Regions from separate parts of the Homo sapiens genome. Here region 2 is linked to region 1. Evidence: chromatin contacts called from ENCODE POLR2A ChIA-PET data. All regions are on one chromosome and are shown on one strand. The core of a region is the stretch at or near the end of the contact, and the rest is flanking DNA. Distances in the headings are between cores, read along the strand shown.

Region 1 (3,038 bases), core at 257-2,756:
TGACAGTGTGAGCTAAGCAGTAGAGCCTGCAATCCGTGAGAGGACAATCAGAAGGGGCAGAGGAGACATTGTTGGGCGGGCTGCGGTGGGCTTCTGTGGGGGCCAGGTGGGAGAGTTGGGGGTGATGCCAAAGGGGACAGTGAAAAGATTTTGTGCTCATGGATTGGGAGAGGCTGTCAGTATTCAGGGCAGAAAAAAGGCCCGGGATAGCGCTGCATCGGGGGAATACCAGAGGCGGACAGGCAGCAAAGTCCGGTACTGACGAGCCATTAAGGCACCTGATGAAGAAGGCATGACAGGTGGCTGAGAGAATGGCGAGACCACGGGGATAAATGGAGTTGGGAGCTTGGAAGAGGTAAAATTTAGTGCCAGACGTGGTAACTTGAGGAGGAAAGTTCTAAGAAAAAAACCGGAGGGTAGGGGGAAATATGGCTAACATATCTGAGCCAAGTGTGTGGATTTGAGAGCCATCAATCAAGGAGAGAAAGCAGAAGTCAAGGGATGAGATCCTCCCAAAGGTGCACCTCAAAGGTATATAGTAGCAAATTCGAATCCGTATCTATTTTGCCTGAGGCTAGTTGTGCTAGGACACACAGGGTTGCTGTAGACCTCGAGCTGACAGCAAAGACCTCTCTGATAATCGCTGTTGGTCGTTTCATCTCCCACAGAGAAATCTGGTGGAAATCTCCACCAGCTGGAACCTAACATTTGCAATAAATGACCCACAAATACTGATCAAACCAAATACAACCGTTCGCCTATCAGATGTCTAACGGGGCGTTACAGGCAGCCCTCAAGTGCTCTGAGGATCTTCAGCAGCGGCTCCAAGGAAGCCGCGGGCCGGGAGCAGGTGGGAAGGGCGACTGCGCGGGGCCACGACCTCCCCGGGTCTCTGCAGACCGTTGGAGACGGAGCAGCAGCGAGGACTAGAGCAACACAAGGCCGGATGTGTTCTGAGCCGGAAGAGGAGTGTGGGATAGGCCGAAAGGGGTGGGGGGTGGGGGGTGACAGTTTGGGTCTACGTGGCAGCAGGCGCACCCCAGACGCGCGCGCCCACCCGGCGATAGCATCAGCGGCGCCAGGGCAGGCACATGGCCCCAAAGCACCCACACTAGGGCCCGGGCCGGCCAGGGCTGTGTTCCTGGGCCTTGGCGCGCCTCCGCGCAGTCCCTGATCGCAGGTCAGGAGTTGTGAGGCACGCGAGAGCCCTGCGCGTCTGTGGTCGTGGTCCCTGCGCGCTCGGCTTGTCCGTGCCCGTGGCTTTGCACGCCGAGGGCTCTGCAGACTGACCAGTCTCTCCGGGCTGTGCTGGGCCTCCCAGAGGCAGTGTCCTCTCAGCAACCCCGCGCGGTCGCCCCCGCCCAGCCGCACCGCAACACCGCCTCCGGGGCGGAGCTCCAGGGCTCCTGGTGCAGGGCCGGCCGAACTGAGACGGGGCGCGGCGGGGTCGGCAGGGGGCGCTGCCGGGCCCCGCGAGCTCCCCGGTGGCGGGTGCGCGCCGCCCTCGCCTCCCCTCGCGCCGGGAGGAGCTGGCGGCGAGCGCCGAGCCGGGCGCGCAGCGACGGAGCTGGGGCCGGCCTGGGACCATGGGCGGTGAGTGCGGCGCGGGCCTGGGCCGGGGCGGTTGCCGTTGGGGCCGAGCAGCGCAGAGGTTCTAGGCGGGTGGGCGTCCAGGGTCCGAGGTTGGGAGACTGAGGGGGTCCCCCTAACTCGCCAGTGGGAGAGGGGCGGGAAGGCTGGGGGCGCTTCGAAGCGTCGGGTCCGAATCCCGCGACTAAGCCTCCTCCTTTATCCCCGCGCTCGCCCCTGAGCCTAGGACTTGCGCCCTCTTTCCTGCCACTCCCCCCGTGCGCCCGGTGTCCCAGCCCCGGCGCCCGCCCCATAGCCCCCTTCTCCCAGAGCTGGCGCCGTCTCACGCCCGCTGCGAACCCCCGGCTCTGTCTCCAAGCCCTCGCCCCCCGCAGCCCCGCACTCTCCCGCGGAGCCCGCCTCCACCTCGCCCCCGCCCTTCCAGCCCTCTCCCGCACGGCCCCCGCACTCCCGCCGCTGGATTCCAGCCGAGATTCAAGCTCCCGGGATCCCCCTTCCCGGGCGGTCCTGAGCCGGCTAGTCTCCAGGTAAGGAGGCGGCCGCAACTTCGCGGCCTTTCCCGGAGACGGGGCTGGCTCCTCTTGGCAGCCACCTGCAGCCTGACGCCTCCGGGAGTCCCGGGCCTGGCCACGGGGCCGCCCGAGCGCAGGTTAACATTCCTGGATGCGCAGGTTAGGACCGTGTGGTGTAGACCCACGACGTTGCTTTTGCTGGTGAACTTGCCTATGTCCTGATCTTTTAAATAAGCTGGGTTTGTCACACACACACACACAGAGAGAGAGAGAATGGATTTGCTTAGGGTAGGTTGCCTGCTTTGCAGCCGCAGCTGCCTTTTAAATTGTACCTGTGGATGGTAAAGGATTCACGGTGCAGGACGTGGAGCCATATTTTCCCGCTTCGGCTGTGAGTTCAGCGATTGCGAGGGGGCTCTGTAGTGAGTGAGGTTATCACCGCCTGGCTAGCCAGTGTCTTTGTGGAAAGGCAAGGATCCTTTGTAAGCATTCAACAAGTAAAATCAGGAGAGATGGGGAATCAGATCGAGCTGTGAATGGGGAAGTGTAGGGGGGTGGATGGGGGATCGGAGAGTGCTCCACAAATGGAGCCGTTTGTTGATATTTGCAGAAGGCCCGTGGGTGTGAAGCTGGCAGTGCGGAGCCCACCCTTTCAAACGGGATGCGACTGCGGTCGGGCTTGGCAGTAACTTACCCTCCTCAGAGGTGTTGGTGCCCAATCGGGACATCTGTGGGAAGGGGATTTATAGCAGATGGATCAAAAGGCCTCGGGCGCGGTGGCTCACGCCTGTAATCCCAGCACTTTGGGAGGCCGAGGCGGGCGGATCACCAGAGGTCGGGAGTTCGAGACTAGCCTGACCAACATAAAAACCCCGTCTCTACTAAAAATACAAAATTAGCCAGGCGTGGTGGTGCATACCTGTAATCCCAGCTACT
Region 2 (3,038 bases), core at 271-2,770, 180 kb before region 1:
GTGTGAATGTAGGTCAGCACTGCCACTTAGGGCAGTTCAAATCACATTCACTGTCCTCAGCATCTATCCTATGCTGGTGCAGGGCATCCAGAGATGTGTGAGGTACCTATACTTGCCCTCCAGGGGGGGCTCACAGTTTTAGGAGGGGCAGACATGCAAACAGACAGTGATGAAACGTTAGAATAAGTACAATAAATACGTGTCAATACACACTTTTGTCACCTCATCATGGTTATCTTGGTTCATAAAGCATCATCTTATGCTTAGACTATTACAGTAGCTGCCAACCTGGTTTCCTCCATCCATCCATCCAGTTGGCTGCTAAGAGGTCTTTCTGGAATGCAAATCCGACAAGGTCACTACCCTGGTTAAAGGCCTCCCAAAGTGATGGGGAAGGTCAAGCTCTTGATACAGTCTCCACCCAAGACCCTAGACACCGTCCATCCCTCCAGTTCCGTCATACCCCCTCTGCTCATAGCACAGGCTCTGTGCTGTGATAGGTAGCTCTCCAGGTGACCATGTTGTACCCCTGCCTCCAGGAGCTAATTCATGTAGACACATTTACTAGGAAACATTCCCAGTTGCCCTTTCCAGTCTGACAAATTCGCCCCAGAACCTCTCTCAAAACGTTTCCTTCATAGAGTTGGATTGTCTTTACTTGTTTTCCATGTCCTTGATGAAATGCGCACTCTGCATCTAGACTCTGTCTGCATCTAGACTCTGTCTGCATCTAGACTCTGCCTGGTACCTGGCACAGAGAGGGATTGGGTTAGCAAATGACTGCGTAATGGACCTAAAGTCAATTCTGGGAGCACAGACGAGGGCCACCAAACCAAGAACTTTCAATTTCCCCAAGGAAGCGCAGATACCAGAAGCACCCTCGAGGCTTCTGTTTTGGCCACGCCCTTTACCCCATCGCTCAGTTCAGGCTCCCAATGAGGCGGCCCACCATCAGCGCTGGTAGAGCAAAGAGACCGACTTCCTGCGCCTCGGGTGGGCGGGGAACGCTCCTTGAGCAGGTGCGGTATGAAATTGGACTTTAAGAGATGAGTTGGAGCCTGATCTCAAAAATAAAGTGTGGACGTGTGTGTCTGAGGAAGGGGGATAATAAACCACCCTTTTTTCCTCCTGGCTGCTATTTCCCACGTGCGTTGAGTAAAGGCACCAAAGCTGCCTAGTGACTGGGTGTCTCCTCCCCGTCAGGGGCACCCACCCTGGCGCTCCAGGAGCGCTTGAATGAATCCGGGAGGACCCGCGCGCAGGAATGAATGCGAGAGCTAGGGAGTGAGCGGGCGAGTGGGCGGGTGAGTGAATGGCGACCGCGCCGCCGCCTTGGCACAGGGGCGCGGGCGCGGGCTCCACTTCCCTCTCCCGCCAGCTGGTGGCCTCGAGAAGGTGGCGGCGCCGGCAGCGGCCCGAGCTGGGACGGCCGGGGCGCGGGATGGTGGGGGAAGGGGCGTTCCCGGCGACCGCGCCTTCCGCGGCTATTGGATTAGTGGCCTTCAGGGATGAGCTCAGCCAGATCGGCTTTCAGCTGCAGCCTCCGGGCCGGCCGGGAAGGCGGGGAGCGGGCGGCGGCGGCGGAGGAGGGGGAGGCGGCGGCGGCTGCAGCATCCAGAGCTGGCCGTGGCGGCCGGCGCGCCCCGCGCACAAAAGCACCCAGCCCCAGGGGAGGGCGATGAACACACCACATCCCGGGCCCGGGCCCCAGCTGCTGCTACCGCTGCGTGCGCTCAGGGCGCTGGGGAAGACGCCCGGCGCGCCGGGGGCCAGCGGCCGAGGCGCGGCCCGTGCGCCCTGAGCGCGGGACTCGTCGCCCTCCGGGTCAGGCGCCAAGCTTCCAAGCGGCTAGAGCGCGGGCCTTGGAGCGCCCCCAGGATCGCTTCAGTAAGGCGCTTCCCCACTCCAGGCCCGACCCCCGGCGCCTGAGCGCCAACTTCGCCAAGAACGCTCCTAACTCCAGGCCATCCTGCAGCGCAGAGGGGGCGCTGCTGCCGGGCATCAGCCGTGAGGACGCGCCCCTGGCCGTGCGGAGAGAGCCGGCATTTGCGGGTCACTCGGGCGCCCCTGAGTGGGCGGCGGCGGCAGCAGACCCCTCTCCAGGGAGTCCAGGACCTGCCAGCGCTGGGGATTCTTCCCGAACAGGCGCTTGCCCTCTCTTTTATGGTAAGTACTCTCCAGCTCCTGGTGAGGGGCGCGCGGGGGCCGGGAGCCGAGATCCGGCTGCACGGACTTTGTGCGGGCCAGCACTCGACACAGCTGGCGCTCCTGACGTCCCAGTCCCTGAGAATTCCTCTCTGCAGGTTGTGGCAGTTCGAGATGGTTGATTTGCGCGCAGCCCTGGGGCGTTTGGGGCCCGGCCTTTGGTATCATGGGTTCTAAGCCCTTTGCTTCTCTGCGTAGCGGACAACGCACAAAAAACTGCCATCCGATTCACCCGCTTTGGTTTGGATCCAGGATCCGTCACTCACTGGCTGAGTGACCTTGGACAGGGCGCCAAACCTGTTTCCTCATCCGTAGGATGGGAATGATAATTGTGCACATTTTATAGGGGTATTGGAAAGATCTATGGGATGGTGTTCGTAGGTAGACATGTGCTGGGCACACAGGAAACACTCAATCATATGTTAGCTAGTATTATTATTAGCTTTGCGAGCCCAAGCTTGTTATCCAACTTTCCGAAGCTGCAGCAGTTCCGTCGTCCGTGTAATGGGGACAATAATTCCTGGGGGTCTGTTCGTCCGGGGTATTCGGAGAGGTGGAAGTAAAGCACGGGTCACGCAATAGGCACCGGTGGCTGTTGTTACCGTTTATTCCTGACTCTGGGGCAGTGAGGCTGGTCGCCTGGCCCGAGAGCGACTCAGGGACCAGTCCTGGCCTTGCTTGAATACAAACTTGTCTATGCTCGGGAAGGGAGGGGGTTGGGAGCTCAGGAAACCCTAGGCGCAGGGCTCTGGGAAGGAGGGAGGGGGTCAGAGACTTGAGCGCGGCAAATGTGTCCGCCCTGGTCGCTCTGTACGCGCCAGGGGCTCCAAGCC

The links. ChIA-PET counts read pairs that join two places held with the same protein, here RNA polymerase II (POLR2A).
Region 2: POLR2A ChIA-PET joins it to region 1 with 12 read pairs in WTC11. The contact joins the promoter of SPSB4 here to the promoter of PXYLP1 in region 1. POLR2A ChIA-PET finds 5 or more read pairs at or near these places in 5 of 52 experiments (HEK293, HEK293T and WTC11).

What each region holds. Positions count from the first base shown.
Region 1 is chr3:141,230,319-141,233,356 of GRCh38, forward strand. PXYLP1 (2-phosphoxylose phosphatase 1) reads left to right here and starts at 1,507. Exons shown (of 6, transcript NM_001037172.3): 1 at 1,507-1,593. RefSeq lists a silencer at 1,246-1,625.
Region 2 is chr3:141,049,827-141,052,864 of GRCh38, forward strand. SPSB4 (splA/ryanodine receptor domain and SOCS box containing 4) reads left to right here and starts at 1,521. Exons shown (of 3, transcript NM_080862.3): 1 at 1,521-2,166.